Regions from separate parts of the Homo sapiens genome. Here all the other regions are linked to region 2. Evidence: chromatin loops called from intact Hi-C (ENCODE). Cell type or tissue: PC-3. All regions are shown on one strand. Links, peaks and the distances in the headings refer to the core of each region. The heading gives the core; the rest is flanking DNA. Region 1 has its middle 53 kb from the start of TENM4. Region 2 has its middle 71 kb from the start of NARS2. Region 3 overlaps TENM4 (teneurin transmembrane protein 4).

The links. A loop is a pair of places that touch in the nucleus more often than their neighbours do. Peaks named below come from ENCODE experiments on the same cell type or tissue, not always from the same donor. Only the 100,000 strongest peaks of a DNase experiment are listed, where the experiment ranks them.
Region 1: it touches region 2 in a loop (28-fold over the local background); 61 of 110 quality-filtered maps call a loop at or near these places.
Region 3: a loop joins it to region 2, with 11 times the contacts of the local background. A loop is called at or near these places in 17 of 110 quality-filtered maps.

What each region holds. Positions count from the first base shown.
Region 1 is chr11:79,491,152-79,497,218 of GRCh38, forward strand. No RefSeq gene overlaps it. Among named protein-coding and RNA genes, the nearest start is that of TENM4, 53 kb to the left of the region's middle. In PC-3, for the core only: a CTCF peak has its summit at 2,598 (motif pointing left); a DNase peak (open chromatin) is centred at 2,620.
Region 2 is chr11:78,642,896-78,648,962 of GRCh38, forward strand. No RefSeq gene overlaps it. Among named protein-coding and RNA genes, the nearest start is that of NARS2, 71 kb to the left of the region's middle. In PC-3, for the core only: CTCF peaks have their summits at 2,494 (motif pointing right), 2,712 and 3,888 (motif pointing right); DNase peaks (open chromatin) are centred at 2,526, 2,826, 2,976 and 3,906; H3K4me3 peaks cover 588 bases; H3K27ac peaks cover 1,509 bases.
Region 3 is chr11:78,795,165-78,801,231 of GRCh38, forward strand. All of the region lies in intron 15 of TENM4 (teneurin transmembrane protein 4), which reads right to left. Among named protein-coding and RNA genes, the nearest start is that of NARS2, 220 kb to the left of the region's middle. In PC-3, for the core only: CTCF peaks have their summits at 3,600 (motif pointing right) and 3,806; a DNase peak (open chromatin) is centred at 3,637; H3K27ac peaks cover 2,500 bases.

The DNA.
Region 1 (6,067 bases), core at 1,403-3,902, 850 kb after region 2:
AGGCATTATTCTTGCCTCTTATGACTGTTGTTCTGAGGACTGGATACAACACCTGCTGTATTTGACACAATACTTTGCACATAGTAACCTCAATAAATAGTAGCAATTTTTTTTTCAATAAAGAACAAAAATGTTTAAGACATTGCCTGGTATATAGTAGGGACTGTAAGAGCTGTGTGCAAGCATTTTAATTCTTATTTTAGGAAAGCAATAAAATGTAGTAAGAAGAGCAGGAGCTTTGGAATCTACTTGGGTTCAAACTCTTGCTCTGCTAGTTGCTTGTTGAGTTGTGTTGGGTAAATTGCTTAACTTTTCTAAGATCAGATTCCTCATCCCTAAAATGGGGGATAATTCTACCTTATAGAATTGTGGTGCTGATTAGAGAGAAAAAAGTATTTTAAGAGTTTTAGTGGATTGTATTTACCAAAGATGGCCACATTAATATCTCTCATCTGACATCCTCTTCTAGAACTTTGCTGTCCTCCCTCCCCATCAAGAGCTGGACTTGAATTTCTCTGTCCTTGAATCTCGGTGGGTTGGTAGGACACTTGTGATTAACACAATGCACTGGTTGTGATACTAGGTACCTTCCTAAGCTAGGCCATAAGATGCCATGTGGCTTCCATCTTGTTGCCACTTGCCTGTGGAGTCCTGAGTGGAAGAAATCCATTATGGGGTAGTGCATAGTAAAGACCAGATGAGACAAAATAAGAGCATTTATTATTAGAGCAATTATTAGAATTATTACCATCTCGCAGGGTATGTCTACATGGCCCCAATATGCAGGAGAACTCAGCCCCCCAGGCTTCTGCCCCACCCCCAATCTCTCAGTCCATGAAAATTTAGCTTGTGAGCCCCTCTCCACGCCTGCCACATGGTTCTGGGGGCACAGGAGACCGAGAGGATGTGGGAAGTGGTTCTGTTGGCCTCTTGAGTCACAAACTGTGGGGATGTTAGGGGACCCTTCTTACTTGTTTTGGTGCAGCTTTCTTCCCTACTGAGGACGCGGAGTGACCTTTTGTGTAAAATTGGCTGGCCTTGCCTGTGTGAGCACATCTCCTTAATCTCCTGTCCTCTGGCACTTTTACATATTGACTGGACAGAGGTCAGCTCCATGGGAAACATTCTTTGTTGCAGTTAAGCCAAACCCTTCAGGTCTTAGAATTGGTTTAAACCTGATTAACTCACAAGGAAAAGGGAAATGTACATTTTGGGACTGGAGAATAAGATATTTAAGCCACTCTTAATAAATGCTTTCCATCTTGCTACTTTCAAAGCCACGTGCTCTCTCTCTCTCTCTCTTTGAGTCTCTCTCACTTTTACTCCTTTAGCTTTCAAACTGGGTTTTTCTCTCTTCTCTTTTTCTCTCCTACCTCTTTTCACCTCCTCTCCATTATTTGCGCTTTCTTTCCTATTCTTCTCCAAATTCTACCCTCCCTGCCTTCTCTCATCCTTTGTCCGTCTCTCCGTGTTTCTCTCTGCTTTGCTCTTCCCAACTTTGATATCTGTCACTTTCAGCAACTTTGTTTCTGAAGGGGTGACACATGCAGCTGTCATTGAAGATGACAGTATCGTCACCAAACAGTTACAGAGGGAGGATGGAATTCTGGAACTTCTGCAGTTAGCTTTGCTTATATTCTGAGCAGTCTTGGTGGAGACAGTACCCAGCAATGTGTTTCAGGTCTAACGGGCCAGATCTCCGTCAACAGAGAGGCTGGTGGGAGCCAGACTGTGGGGTTGATGGTCCATTCACTAGGCTTACCGGGATGTCTCCCATGCTGTCCTCTGGAAGGACAGCTCAGGGCAGGCAGAGATCTGAGGGTGATTAAGCCTCTCTCTGAAGACTTTGGAAAAAGCCTTGGACTTGGGGTAAAGATCTCAGGCCCCCACCAGCTGTGTGATCTCAGGCCAATCGCTGTACCTCTGTGAGCCTGTTTCTAATCCATAAAATGGAATAATGATAGTCATCTTGCCTTCCTCAGGGAGCTATTATGAGGCTCACAGAGCTAATGAATGAGAAAGCATTTTGTAAAGTAGAAAGTGCTGTACGAATTTAAACCCTTTTTTATTATTGTTGTTATCATGATCAAAATTTTTATGTCTCACTAATGTTCATCTTACAACTCATCAGTATTAAGAAGAATACGCTCTAAGTGGAACAAAATCTTGTTTCTCCGTCGTGCATGAATGTATGGCATATTTGTGGGAAATAAATATTACTGTTTTGTGGGGCCTTTATCAAGTCCCCTGCTTCTGCCTCACCCCCATCCTGTTCACTTAAGCCTAGCCGACCCTCTCTGCAAGAGGGTGCTGGGAAAGCCAGGGTTGACCTTACAGGCATGGACAAGCTTGGCGGGATGTGCTCTCAAACCGGCACCTTGCATCCTTGCATCCTATCCCATTCCTGCATCTGCCCACTGTGGTGTAAGCCCGGTCCCGGTCTTTGCGCCTGAGACAGAGTAGCTTCTCTGAGGGCAACCCCAGTGTGCCCCAGGACTCAGGCAGCCACCTACCTTCTCAGGTAGTCCTTGGTGCCCCCTCTCCCCGCCTGGCTTCGGCCACCCTCTCCTTAGTCTCTTGGGCTCCCCCTTGTGGTAGGCTTTAGCCAAGCCCGCCTCCCTGACCCTCCAGCAGGTCCTGCAATCCAAGAACAAATAAGCCTGCCATCTAGGGAACTGTGGCTCCTGGAACCGCAGATTTCTCCATCCTTTCAGGCTGCTGAGACCACTGACCTCCGGTGCCTCCGGGAGGAGCAAAGGCAACTCTGGGGAGCTGTATCCACTTCACCACCTGCGCTTGGCTTGGAAATTTCATTGCTGTTAAAACCAGTCATGGTCATCTTATTCCAACCTGAGTCAGTATTCTTACCAATCTTCAAGCCTGCATCAGATATATGCTCCCAAGAGTTGAGGAGGGGCTTACAAAGGGTAACAGGAAAGAGGTGGCAAGTGCATTCAGTGGAGAGTTTGGTTCCACTCACCTCTTGGGCCTCATCCCCCGGGTCTGTGCCAACCCATCCAGCCTCACCCTGGATCTGTCCTGGTGCTCCTGGCTCCTGACACAGTGCACTGCCCATCCTTGCTCCTCCATAGGCCTTCCTCTCCCCTCTCTGAATCTTGGGGTGGCCTTCTACTTGGTCTCTCAGTCCCAACCCCATTTTGGCTCCCACAACTACTCCAAGAGAAGCTCTCATTGCATTTTACAGATGAGGAAACTGAGGTTTAGGATGTTAAATCACTTGTCCGAGGTCTGAGGGTTCTTGGGGTGGGGGGACCGGAAGCCGACCAGAGTGAAAGCTCATTCCATTACGATATGCTGCCTCCTCTGTGGTTTTAGAAAAATGATTAGGGCTTAGCCTTTGCCTTCAAGGAGCTCAGGGCCTAAAGGAACAGACAGAGTCACATAGACAAACGCTTGCTATCAGCTAAGGCACTAGTGCAATAAGGGAGACTACCCATAGCTCTCAAAATTCAGAAGAGCTATTTAGTTATTAATTTGGCCCAAAGAACTAGTGGTGGTGGTGGGTTGTGTGCGTATGTGTTAACACTTTCAGAAGAGGGGCTGTCATTAAGTGACATGGTCAGTATTTTCCCCAGAAGTCTGGAGAGCAAATATTAGTGTTTCATGCTGCCATTTCCCCAACCTTGCCCATGGCAGACACTGATGATATGTCTTCTCTAGTGAATCCAGATATGGCTTCAGCATCTTTGCCACAAAATGCCCAGATGATTATAGCTTTTGATTGAGGCTGGCAAGCAAAAGAGCATTTTTTGTTTGTTTTTTGTTTTTTGCTACTCTGCAATCTTAGATAAACACTTGTGCTTTCTACAAGAGAAAACAGGCTCAGAGAAGGAAATGACTCTTGTACATCACTGTGGAATAACAGCAGCAACAGCATCTCTGATTCCACCAGGATTTGCTTCTCTGAATGATTTTCTTATCTCTTGGACATTACTTAGTTCTTGCTAAACATTCGTTGAGTTCGATTCTGCGGCATGGATAGGAAATACTAACCTGCATTACCTCTCATTCTCACAACTACCTGTGAGGTAGTCATGATTATTGCCACTTTACAAAAGAGTAAACTGAGGCCCAGAAATGTAAATAGCTTGTTCAAGGTCACACGGCCAGGAAGCAGTGGAACCAATATTTGGTCTCAGGTCTTCCTCCAGAGTCTATTTATTTTTTAATTCTTCTAAATGTGTTACAAAATGTTCAAAAAATCTAAAAAGGTTTAAGATGAATACAGTGAATACCCTTGTCCCCACTCCCCAGTTAGAAACAAAACAAAGCCTGTTTCATTTTTGCAGAATACCATACTGCCCTTCATAACACATAATAAAATGAGATTTAATAATGTAATTGAGCCATGTTGAACATTTCTCACTGAAGCCTGCTTTTAGTGGCGTTTTAAAATGACTTTTCTTTATAAATTGAAATAATGTCTTTGGATATTTGAGAGATTGCAGCAAGGAAAGTCTGCTGTTCACAGACCTGGTCATTGGAGGAGTAATTTAATGCCATAGACGTAGATTTCTCATTTTACCTTTTATCAGTTCTAACAAGCCAGATGGTCATTGCAAACGGGTCCTCCAGCATCGCCCTTTTCTGCTTTGGCCACTCTCGGGGGACTTATTTGAATTTGGTTCCCTGTAACAATCTTTTTTTTTTTTCTTTTCTTTTTTAGAGACGGGGTCTTGCTGTGTTGCCCAAGTTGGTCTTGAACTTCTGGAGTTAAGTGATCCTTCTACCTCGGCCTCCCAAAGTGGTGGGATTATAGGCATGAGCCACCACGTCCAGCCCCTGCAATAATCTTATACCATTCATTTCTTTCCCTGCCACCATTTGCGTCACTCCCTAATAGTCATAACTCTATCTTCTCCAGTTTCCCCAGTTGGAATGAGCCTTTTCTTCATTATAGTCTTCCTCAGCACCCAATAACCCTAGTAAAGCATACATATGCCTTGTATTAGTTATTTGTGTAAGTAATTTCCCCATTAGACCCAGCCTTGCTCATCTATAATCGATGTAACAGTAATTATCATAACTGAAGACTTTACATTTTCTGAGTGCTTTTCCTAGTCATAATCTTATTTAGTTTGTACAATATCTGAGGTATGTATTTTTAAATCATATTCAATTATACAGATATGACCACAGCAACTCAGAAAGGTGAGGTGACTTGCCTAAAGTCACAGCTAGCTAGTTGCAAAGTTCAGAGAAAATTTAGTGTGCCTGTCCTCCTCTTATTAGAATACACAGTATTCTGCCAGGCCTAGTGGCTCATGCCTATAATCCCAGCACTTTGGGAGGCCAAGGCGGGTGGATCACAAGGTCAGCAGTTCAAGACCCGCCTGGCCAACATGATGAAACCCCGTCTTTACTAAAAATACAAAAATTAGCCTGGTGTGGTGGTGTGCACCTGTAATCCCAGCTACTCAGGAAGCTGAGGCAGGAGAATCGCTTGAACCTGGGAGGCAGAGGTTGCAGTGAGTCGAGATTGCACTATTGCACTCCAGCCTGGGCAACAGAGCGAGACTCTGTCTCAAAAAAAAAAAATGTGTACGTATGTGTATGTATATATATATATATACACACAATATTCTATATGTGATTTAAAACCTGAAATTTGTTGTAGTTTTACTCAAACTACCAACTATCAATTGCTTTATTCTGTAAATACCTACCAAGCACATATTATATGCCAGGAATTATGTGGGGTTCTAGGGAAACAGCAGTGAATAGGACAAAGAAGGCCCTTATCTCATGAAGCTTACAGTGTAGTAGTTAGATAATTAACAAGTAAGCAAAGAAATGAACAAGGTGTGGTAGGTAAATGGTGATCCACCTGCTCAAAGATGTCCACATCATTATCCCTGGAACCTGTCAAGTTTACCTTACATAGCAATAGGCCCTTTGCATATATGATTAAATTAAGGGTCTTTTGATGGAGGGATTAACCTGATTTTAGCTAGGCAGGCCCAATGTAATGAACCTTTAGGAAAGGGAGTCAGTAAGATCAGAGTTAAAGAATAAGACATGAAGAGGGAAGCAGAGGTCAGACTGA
Region 2 (6,067 bases), core at 1,488-3,987:
TACTTAAGAGAAGAATAATCTGTCATGTTTACACAATTATCATTTTTTGTTGCTCTTTTCCAGCTCCTGATGTTCCAAGAGTTCTGTCCAGTTATCATTTCCTTTGTCTGAAGAACTTCCCTGAGCAGTTGTTGCAGAGCTGATTGCTGATGAAAAATTCTCTTAGTTTTACTTCATTTGTGAATTCTTACTTTTACCTTCATTCCTAAAGGTTATTTTCACTGGACTTAGAATTCTGAGTTGACATTTGTTTTCTCTGAGCACTTTAGAATGTTCTGTCTTCTGGCTTTCATGGGTTTTGATGCAAAGTTCACAGTCACTTGAATCATTGTTTCCGTATAAGTAATGTGTTATTTTTTTCCGGACATTCTCTTTTTTTTTCTTTTGCTTTTAATTTCAGTAGTTTGGTTATAATGTCTAGGAATGAATTTCGTTGAATTTGTCTTGCTTGGAGTTTCCGGGGCTTCCTGAATCTGTAAGTTTATGTTTTTCTCCAAATTCGGAAAGTTTTCAGTTTTTATTTCTGTAAGCATGTTTTCTGCACTGCACTGTCTCTTCTCTTTCTCTGACTCAAATGGCACAATTAGACATTTTCATGTGGTCCCATACATCCCTGAGGCTGTATTCATTGTTTCCAGTCTTTTTTCCTCTGTGTTGTTTAAATTGGCTATTTTAAAATGTCTGTCTTCAAGCTGATTCATTCTTTTTCTGTCATCTCCATTCTGCCATATTGAGCCCATCCAGTGAATGTTTAAACTTTTGGTCATTGTGTTTTTTTAGTTGTCAGATTTTCATTTGGTTTTTCTTTATATATTTTATTTCTTTTCTGAGACTTCATACCTTTCATTTGTTTCAAGTATGTTCCTTCTCACTTTTGGAGCACTTTTATATTGCTGCTTTAGTCTTTCATAGATAAGGTCAACATATGTGTCATCTCAGTATTGGCTAAGATTTTCCTCATAGGCCAAGTGTCTTGACTACTTCAAATGTTATAACACTGGATCTTAATTCTATGGAGAGTTTTTTTTTTTTTTTTTTTTTGCAAGCATTTGACTAGATTGGGTTCAGAACATGTTTTGACCAACCTTCTATAGATTGTGGTTTCAATGTCTGCTTGGTTTTCCAAGACACTGTCAGGCTATTCAAATCTGTTCTGCATGTGTGCCACCCAATGGGCAGTCTGGGACCAGAGCCACGGACTCTTTTCTGAGTTCAGTTCTCAAAGTTTATGGCATACTGCGTAGGATCAGATCTATGCATGCGATGCTCAGGGATGAGTCTGGGCATTCACAAACGACTTTACCACTGTCTTGAGCTTCTCCATCATCACCATCTCCCTTGGTATTTTTCATTGCCCTGAGGCCCACATTTTAGGTTTTCCAGCCAGAAATCTCAGGCTTTATTTGCCTCTCTCTGACACACACTTGCTGCAGCTACTGCACCTGCATCTAGGACCAATTGGTGAAAGGACAGAGAGAAAATGTAGTGGAGGTTCACCCATACTCTTGACACCCCCGCTCCTCCAATCAGAGAGAAGCTTCCCCCATGTCTATGGGCCTCCGCTGTTAATGCTGCCACTCTCAGGGGGCCCCTTCCCACTCCTCGAGGTGAAATAGAGGTTTCTTTTGGATGCGCACCTCTGGACTTTCAACTACCTGAGTCAAGGCGTGGGGATACCAGAGTGGAAAAGGGAGGTGAATTCTGCCAGTTCAGTGGCCCTCCAAATTTTGTTCTTCTCCAATCTGGCTGCCACTATTTGCTTTTCGGCTCCACATAGCTGCTCTATGCAGCCTGTGCAGGTTCTCTAACTGCTCCACTTACTTGGATATTTTACTTATTTAAAGAAGAGTTCCAGTTAATGAAGGAATAATAGACTAAGAAGTCAGCATTTTTTTATTTAACGTCACCAAATCTTATCACTAGAAGTAGAATAATCAAACACTATGTGTCCCCCATTAGATGTAATAGAAAGTACCTATGAGTTAGTCTTGCTTAAAACAATTGAACCTGAATTTAATTAAGCCTTTAGTGCTACATGCCAGCTTCTAGGAATTATGAGGCCTGAGAACAAGTAAAGTGACACCATGAAGAACTAGCCGCTAAATCCAGGTTGTGAGATATCCTGGAGTACAAATAACCTTTTTCTTTAATAAATAAATAGCATTAAAAAGAAGGGAAAACTATTATAGAATGGAGAGACTTCAGAAACACAACACATAAAGGGGGGATAAGTAATAGTACTCACGAGATTCTTAAGATTCAATTAGAAGAGCAATGTGAAGTGCTTTTCACAGTGCCTGGCAAATGGTCAATGGAAATGATTACTACCTTGTGCCACCTCTCAGAGTCTCAGTCTCCTTTTGTTTGTAACACACTAGGAGATGACAGCCTCCCCCTGTCTTAACAGTTAAGGAATTCAGCCACCTTAGTCCTCCATCCCTCTGCACCTGGTCAAGAAGGTGGCCTTGGCAGTATCTGCTGCAGTGTGCACAGTTGGCCGGTAGATGGCAGCTCAGGCCAGTTTATCTGGAGCCTTGGACCCAGGAAGAGCTAGTTCTGTTTTTGCTGCAAGAGGCTAGGTCCTGCTTGACCACCCATCAGACAGTATTCACCTTCTCTTCCTAGGTAGGAGGGATAAAGCTAAAGGAAGAGAATCGGTGGAGCTTTTTAGATATAATAAGGGCTAGCAGTTTGCTGAGAATTCCTTATCTGCTGGGCAGAGAGGTATTCTTCAGACCCCATTAGACCAGGGCTTGGGCACTGCCTGGCCAGCTGTCCCCAAACTCTGTTTCTCATCCCGTGAGTCCCAGTGCCTGCTGCCTCATCCTGAATCACTGGTGTGCAGGTACAACCTGGCTTAGCTTCTCTTCCCACCAGACTGAGGGAATTAACACCTACACACTCATCCACACCTGGTGTAAGATGTCCTTGAGGGAAAGTTTGCAGAATGAGTAAATAAGTGAATGCCTTATGGATCTTCAGTTATATATCTCTCTTCCTAAGTAGACCAGTAAATTCCAGGACAGGGTGTACACATTTTCTTTTTGTCTCAGCCTAGGAGGGAGTCTGGGTAGTGATGAATCGTGCAAGCCTGGAACTAGGTTGCTCAGCTTCAACTCCCAGTTCCATCTGCTTGCTACCTCACATGCCCTTGGCAAGTGCCTGCCTCTCCGCCTGAAAATTGGATACTAACAGTACCTCTCTTGTTGTACTGTGGTGAGTAATAAATGAGCAAATGCATTCAAAGTGCCTAGGAAACTGCTTGACACATTGTAGGCACCCAGTACATGTTAATTGCCATCTGAAGCTTTCCTTGCAGTGGGAAAGATTTAATGAACTTACAAAAATGCATTCAAGGAAGAAGTGTAAAAGGCCTAGTGTGGTTGTCTGATAGAGGGAATGGCTCTCAAGAAATAGCTCCTTCTCCTCCTCCTTGTTCTGCTTGTTATTGCTGTTAGCATCATTGATTGTTTAAAGATGCCTAAGTTAAATCTCTCCAAGCCCCATGAGTCGTGAGTGCTGTTTTGTCCACCTTTTTCCAACCTCAGGCACAGCAGCAGCCTCTGTAGTTGTCTGTATGGTGCTGGGGGCACCACATTCAGAACTGAAGGATCCTCTTCACATTGGCCCAGGGAGCAGAGGGAAGGTAGGGACTGCTAGAGCTAATTTTCCTGCTTTTCCTTTCTGGTGTGAGAGTGTGAGGTGCTTTTAGGGCATCATCTGAGAGTCATTGCTGAACCTTGGGACTGTTGTACAGGTCGAAAGGGTTCTCCTATGGAGGTCGTCTGAACTCTAGGAAGTACAGGAGCAGGACAAGGGATGAGCATGATCTTACCTGATCTCACCCATGTTTTTCTGCCTATCAATTTGGAGGAATGGGAAAGTGTGACAGGTGGCCACTAGGTGGCGTTATCAATGTGAAGAAATCAGGGGTGTGTTAATACATCACCTGTCCTGTACAGTAGAGTGGAAGAGCAGATAAACGCCTAGCTGGAGAAAATAAAGCTTCTCATATAAATGCTTCCCAGCCATCTGGCAAGATTTTGGGTGGAAATGGAGACTAACCCAGGAGAATGTGCATGGTGTGTGCATGAATATTTAAGAAAACCAGAGGAGGAGGAGGAAAAGTCAAGTCTACCTGATTGGCCTCTGCCCACCTGTTCAGCCCTAACTCTTAAGGCCCCTCCCCTGGCTCCCCCACGATATGCCAAGCCACCCGCAGGACACATTGGTACCTTAACTCTACGACACCCTCCACCTGGAATGCTCTTCTTCATTTCTTTCTTTGAACAGTTAAGGGGTTGCCTTCCTCTAGAAGCCTCTCCTGATTTATCCTCCCCTAGGCAGAACAGGTTTGTAGTTTCTTTGTGCCCCACAGTCTTTACCTGTGCTCCAAGTCTTTGCCACTTAATGGACTTAGATGTTTACCACTGAGTGGGGGTTTCCTGGCTTGGAGCTGGTGGGAAGGTCTCGGCTGGTTCTATCCAGTCCTGACCCAACATGTATGGAAGGGCTTTCCTGCCCACAGCTTCCCCACCCATTTGGGGGGCTCCAGGGCTCATCCTCTGCCTCAGGTTCTTGAGAATGTCCTAGAATGCTGAAAGTTTGTTCACACTGGGTAAGCAGTGTGGACAGGGCTGCCTCCATAACTTGCACAGCCCAGTACAAAGTGAAAACACAGGACCTTGTTCAAAAATTAAGTGTTTCAAGATGGCAACAGCAGAGCATTAAACCAAGAGTGGGCCCTAAGCGCAGGACCCTGTGTGACTACACAGGTCGCACGCCTTTGGAGCCAGCCCTAAATTTGGAGTTGAGCGAAGTCTCAGGTGAGCCTTGTGCCTGTGGATGGGTGACTTTCTGGGCACTGGAAAGGTGGTTGTCCATCTTCAGATGTCAATGTATGAAGCCTGTCACATCAGAAACTCCCTCACTCCTGAGCTTTAAGATGTAAGATCGATAGCCTAGAACTTGGAGTTAGGTAAATCTGGACTGATGCTGATTCTATCATTTAATAGCACAAACCATCTCTGGGTCTTATAAAGCTCATCTGCAAAATGGAAGGTAATAATACCTACCATGAATTTTGTTGTAGGTTCAAATGAGATTAAATGTAGGAAGTACTGGGTCTGCAGCCCACACCTATCGTGTCTACTGAGCCACACTGCTTGTCCTCAAAAGCATCTGATTAGAGAGAACAGGGCAGATGTTGGGCCTAACAGTTGGGTGGCACTTGCTCAGTGAGGTGGGTCACCATGTGATGAAGCCCCAGTGAGCTCCTCCTGAGCTCTGTGGTCTCAGGCAGCATCAGCTGAGTCAGGCAAGAACTGATGGGGGGAACTAGGGAGACCTGGAGCAGCTCTCAGATAACAACATCACCATGGGGAGATCCATTTATCATTTATCTAACAAACCTGTGTACAAGGTTCCTGTGCCAGGTACCAGGGATACGGTGGTAAACCAAATAGGTGGGGTCCCCCCACCCCGCGTCAGCTTTAATGCACGTGATTATTGTGTCCTGTTCTCTTGGATGCATCCTTTGCTAGCCAATAAGCAACCAGCATTTACTAGGTGCCTACTGCGGCGTAGGATATGAGATTTCAGTAGATGCTGTGAGACTCCTTCAACCCTCTTGGATGGAAATGAATGAAGCCTGTGTGCTTTCATTCCCAGCAGCTAACACCTGGGAGTCTTTGTAGGCAGGCTGTCCTCAGGCTGCCAGAGCTCATTTTGCCTGAGTGCACGGAGAGCCAGAAGTGCCTGGGTAAAGACAGTCCCAGGAGCAGCCCTTAACTGATGACTGGCAGGTGCAGAGGTGTCAAAAGCCCAGCTGCCTGCCCCCAGGGGGAAAACTCCCAGGTGTGACTTGTTATGTTTCCACAACTCTCCTGCAGGACTTAGCCAAAATTATTCTCTTGGAACTTTGCTGGATTTTCACACCCTTGATCGGCCCTCCCTATTTCCTCTCCCTCATCTCTATTTGTGTACCCATTTTCCCTGGGACCACTTCCTAGTAACCTACTTTCAGACACATCCTTATCTCAGGATCTGTTTATGGGGAACTCCCTGA
Region 3 (6,067 bases), core at 2,301-4,800, 150 kb after region 2:
CTGGAAGGAGTTTCACCTTCTGCCTTCCCAAAGCACTTTTACGTGGATCTCCCTTTCTCAGGGTTATTAGTCTACCTGAGTTGTCTAGAGAACCCTGCCATCATCAAATTAATCTCTGCATTCCCTAGTGAGTCTTACACAGGAAACATGTCTTCTGACTGTATCTGTATTGCCAGATTCCAGTGGTACAGGACAGAGTGCTCACGTAACTGTTCAAGATTCTGTGATTTTTCAGAGAAGAGGCTTGGAATCAGGTAAGAGCCTGCTCTGCTACTTCCTAGCTATGTGAAACAAATACTGCACACCTTTGAGCCTTATTTTTGTCATTTATAAAATGGTGATAATGATATCTATCTATCAGAGTTTTAAAACAGATTTAAAAATATACTGAGCATCTACTATGTGACAGATAGGCCTAGGGGCTGAGGATACGAGATTATATGAAATTATTCGTATCCACAAGAAACTCAAGTCTGCCTATGTGTGTAAATGTGCACAATGCCAGCCACCATGCCCAGCACACAGTAGGCTAATTAAAAGTTAGCTTTTTCTCCCACAGACCAGATCTCCATATATTTTGTACAAATTAGCATTCTGAAAGTATGGCACCCACGCTGTCTCCCTGCCTCCCTCACTAAGTTGGACAGATGGCTTTCAGTCTCAGTGCAGGTTTCAGGAAGAAGCCAGAAGGGGAAGAAGGTACAGCAAAGGAACCTCTGACTTCCTTACAGTAATTAGTCTCCTTTAGACATTGAGGCCAAACCCAAGCTACTCTCCTGTGCTTTTCAACTTCCCTCCCTATCACCCGAGAGTCAGAGCTGCTTCAAGCCATGGCTCTGTTCCACGGATCGAGATGGCGGAAAGTTAATGAGCCTTGGAAACCACACGGCCTTTCACCTCATTCAAGGAGCTTGGAGAGCTTTCAAACCAAGCAGAAAAGTGGATTCCAGTATGTGGGTGCAGAGCAGGTCTCCACATCTATTCCCCCAGGACTAGATTTTCAAGTCTTTACAAAGCACCTACCACAGGAAGCAGTAAGCCACTGCTATTCCTCTTAATTGGAGAGTATCTGGCTTCCTGATTAGAGGAGTTCAAACCCAGCTTGGAGGAGGCCTCCAAATAGGAGCTGACTTTGCAGAAGGATAACAAGTCAGGAAAGAACTAGTGAGCAAGGAAGCCAAATAACGAGACTGGGATGTGTATTTTCGGCCAGGACTGGAACACAACCTGACCCCCACTAAAAGGGCCCAACTGGGTGAAATGAAGAGACAGCTGATGTTACACTCTCTTCCTAATGACCTCTGACCCTAATAACCTTTTGTAAAAGGCTCATTTCTCCACTCAGTCATAAGCTCATCTATCTAACTCTTTCCTGGACACTTCCACCTGGCTGTCCCCCAAGAACCTCCAACTGTATGCTGACAATAGAGTAGGTTTCTAAAACCAAACCTGACCTTGTCACACCTCCGCCTAAAACTTCTCAGTGGCTCCCAAAGACAGAAAAAACCTAAACTCCTTCAAGATTATTCATGCTGGCTTTCCTCATCTTTTCCCCCTCTCACTACTGCCACAAATATCCTAAAAGCTAAGCCACTTCAAGCTACTCATCTTTCCTAGAAAATGCCTTGATCTCCCATCTTTGTATATGTTGCAAATCTTTGACTTCTACAATTGGCTGTTGCAAGGTGCTTGCCTCTTCCTTTTATCACTACCTACTCATATCCAACCTCCACCACCACCTTGAATTCCACTTCCTCCAAGAAGCTTCCCTGACCATTGGTTGAGAGCAATTGTTCTTTTTCTGAAACCCTTGTAGTAATATTAGTACACCAAAGTCATGATCCAATTTACATGGTTCCTCTGGCAGTGTTACTAAATGAAGTGCTATCCAAAACCTGATACCTGATTTACTGGCAGTTTCAGCACAAACCTTGGTAATAGCCAATGGCAGAGTTGTGCAGAGGATAAACATGGGCTCTGAAGCCAGAGAAGCCTGGAAGTGAATCATTGTTTTCTCAGAGTGTCTTTGAGCAAGTCACGCAAGTTCTCTGGACCCTGGTTTCCTGGGAGTAACACCATCTGCAATGTCAGAGGTTAATGTATTTGCTGTTTGAATAAGTCATGAAGCACGTACATGAAGGAGCTCTGTAAAATATAAAATTTCCATTGAAAGAACAGTTTTTTTTTAAGATTACAAGTTATAATAACAGCAGTTTGATTCAGGAAGACAACTAGAGATTTTGTACAAGATATCAGCTTGGGCATCCAAATAGAAACTTCATTCTGAAGCCCAATTTCAGAAGGGCTTATATTTGCATACTGAAGAGATCCAATTCTGATAGAAAACGTTCCAGGGCTGTCAGGGGAAATTCTACTAAATTACAAATCTGCCAGCTCTTGGTTTATCAACCTTTAACTCTGGCAGTATTTAGCAGCATGCTTGTCTGGGCCCAATTTTCCAGTCTTTGATTAAATGTTAGGAACTGACCATCTCATTGTGTCTAAACCGCCACACTACCTCCCAGGCAACTGGGAGGCTCTTCCGTGCCGCCCTCTGACACTTCCCTTCCTCTCTATGCCACTGTCAATCTCCTGGATATTTATTATTCTGAACTTTGATTTCAGGCTATCACTTGCTGTTGGGAAGGGGTACAGGAAATGTCAAGTCTCAATGGATATTATTCCTCTGGAGAGATTCTAACCTTGAGTTTCCCCTCCTATAACATGCCTATACAGAAATAGCCTAACTTGATTGTTTCCTTTTGATGTTTAATTGGATGTTGGTGCTGTGCTTTCTGGACTGAGAAGCTAATGCTTCTCAGAGAAGGAACAATTCTAGCTACACAAATGAGACTTGTAACAGGGGAGAATGCTCAATGCTGAATCTAATTTTCTCTCCCATCCATGAACATAAGACAATTTCTCTGGCATTAAAGCATCTCACTCAGTCTTTCTGTCATTAATAAGAATTAAATTCTGTTCCCTCAAATTTAAATGTAATTATATTTTGCCTCGTAAATAAAATTGAATTTAGCTCTAGTGCAACTGCTATGTTTAGAGCTTTAATTATTTTAACCCGGTTGCTACTTTAAGCTTATTTTTGTTAAAGCATTGAGTTTATTTTGCTGTCGATTGTGACCTAATTTGATAACAGGGCTTTTCAGCGCCATATCCATCTAGTCGTTATTGTTATTATTTATGCTTTGTGATTCTCTTTCCCTTTGGGTAGGGGAGGAGATTAATAGAGAATAAACTGAAAGCTTAGAGGATCTGAGTGTGAATTCTGGAGGGTTCCACTGTGTTAAGGTAGAATCTAGGCCAGATTGAGTTGAGAGAGCCAAAGAAAGAGATCTGATGTGGAGTCTGAAAGGGCAACAGTCAATGTTCATTGACAATTATTTTAAGCCAAGATTTTCGGCACAGCATTCAGCGGGCTCCGAGGTTTGGATCCTGCCTACCTCTGGCCTTCTTTCCTGCCACCCACCCCTGCAGCTTCTATCTCCAGCTGGACTGAGCCGCGACTGTCCAGCTGATCATGCATGCTCTCTACTTGTGCACACGCTGTTCCCTTGGCCTGCACTGCCCTCTCCTCCTTGGCCACCAGGGGGCCTCCCTTCAGTCCCCTTTCAGGGTCTGGCTCACAGATCTCTGGCTGGTGACAACCTTCTCCATTTCCTCTCCCATCCCATTACTGGCCAAGTTCACTGCTTCTGCTTTTGTGCTCCCAAACCCTACTGTACACACAACAATCAGAGCTCTGCTCATGCTGAATAATTAGGCGTCTCATTTCCTGACCAGGCTGTGGGGCTGTCTGATCCTCGGTGCCTAAAACAGTGAATGCCCAGCACACAGGATAGGCCAGAAAGATTCAGTGAATGAATGCAGTGAATGTGTCAGCGTGGGAGCAGGTCTGGAGCTACTGTGGGGTGCTCTCTCTGAGGAGGTTGTGCTCTTCTCTGGAATGGACCTCAGGAAGCTTGTGATGCTGAGAGGAGGCTGACCCTAACTCCCTTGTGCTGTGGGCCACTGACCTAGTTGTTTGGGGTTAATGTGTCAGCTTTTATCTGACTCTTCATCTAGACAATGATCTAGATAATGACTCTTCATCTAGAGTCAATGACCAGTGTTGGGGCTGGGGAAAGGGGATGGTAGAGAGATTCAGAAACTGCAAGGAAACTGCGCCTCTGAGAGAGCAAGTGAGTTGTTTACGGTTACACAGATTCAGGTCCAGGCCTTCTGGCTCCAAACCTTCACTGTATAAACTGTCCTAAGAATTACACTTGTTAGAGTCTAAGGACTGTTTGGATAACTTAAATCTAATCATGCATTCTAAAACTATATAAAACTACTTCATTTATTGACTGCTTACTGAATGCAGCCACCATATACATGTGAAATCTGATTTGGAAAACAACCCTGCAAGGCAGGTGTCATTAGCCATAGTCTATGCTTAAGCTTAGTGTTGAAAATCTAGCCTGGTCCTACTCCAAATTTCATGCAATTCTTGCTGACTGCACGTGTTACCTCCAAACCTGTGCCACTGAATCTCTAAAACATCTCCACCTGTTATTCCACAAAACTCAATTGCAATCAAATGATAAGAATCATAAACCCGCAGCATGAGCATTTTACAGGCAAAATCTCTGCCATGTATTGCTTCTGTGAGCCAGCAACCCTAAGGAATAAAATATAGGGAGAGGGCCCTCTCAAATAAAAGTCATTTATGGGAGACAAGACTGGAGAGAGCTCATATAGCAGTGGAAATGAGGAATAAATTTATGAGGCTGAGGAGAGAGGCTATGGGGGTAAGGGTGGGGAAGGAAGACCTGAGGGAGAACCAACAGGGACAAATGATGAGTCTAAGGGATGGCTTTTGAAAGCGTACCATGGAAAATGCCACAGAGGCTAAAATCTTTAGAAGCCATTAAGCTCTGAAAGAAAGGTGAGCCTTTCCAATTCTAAGGACCATCTCAAAGAGATTAAATTCTTTCCCTTTTCTGAGACAGCTCTGAGCCAAGAGGGTGAAAAGCCAACTAAAGCACAAGGAAGGGGAGATGGGAGGAGTTGTTCTGCTCAGCAGTGCTGCTGAGTGTACCCACTTTATGCAAAAGTTGATGAGGCATTCAGCCCAGCAGGCCTGCTCCCTAGGGAAGATGGCTTGAAGGAGGTGAAATGATGCCAGCTCTTGTCCAGGAGGGCTTCTGGCTGGCTGGCACTGCGCATGAAACTAACATGATCTAGGTCTGGGAAGTGACAGACAAGGAGCACAGAGATTTGGTGTTAGCCCAGCACACTGTGTGGGGAGTGGGAGGGAAGGGGTTTATGAGGAGGTGGGGAGGAGGTGGAGTCCTGAGAGAAGGGATTAGGTTCGCTGTCGGGTAGTGTGCTGGGATCTTCCTGGACAGAGCTTTCGGCTGCAGCCCCTCTCTTCCCTGTGTTTCCAGGGGGCTCTTTTTCTTTCTTTGACTATTCACTGGTTAAGTCATTCATGCAATAATCACCAAGAACCTAATGTATGTTTGTCCCTATGCTAGGGATACTTATAGGCCCTGACCTCACAGAGTTCACAGGGGAGAGAGAGAGAGAGAGAGAGAGAGAGAGATTGATTAGAATACATCAGTCAATATAACATAGTGTTTAGGAGAGACCTTGGAGCCAGATGTGGTTTGAATCTGGACTCCGCCACTTATGAGTCGGGTGAGGGTTGGGGGAGAAAAGGGATGCCAGTATGTAATTTAATCTTTCTGAGCTTCAGTTTCCTTATCTGGAAATGGTAATACTAGTAATACTTCCTTCCCAGGGTTCTTATGAACCTTAGCTAAGATAAGGTTGTAAAGGACTTAGTTCAGTGCCTGGTACATGCTAAATACTAAGAAATGGATGGCTCTTTGTTACTCTATCCTGTGGCTTGTCAGAAAGAGAGATAAGAATGGCAACATGAACACCTCTTTGGATAGAAAGGGGGCATGAGGCAAGAGCTGAGGACTTGGGAACAAAGGGCCTGGATTTAATTCAAACTGCCTCAGGTAAGCTGAGTCACTTAGGGCCAGTCATTCCCCGCTTCCAA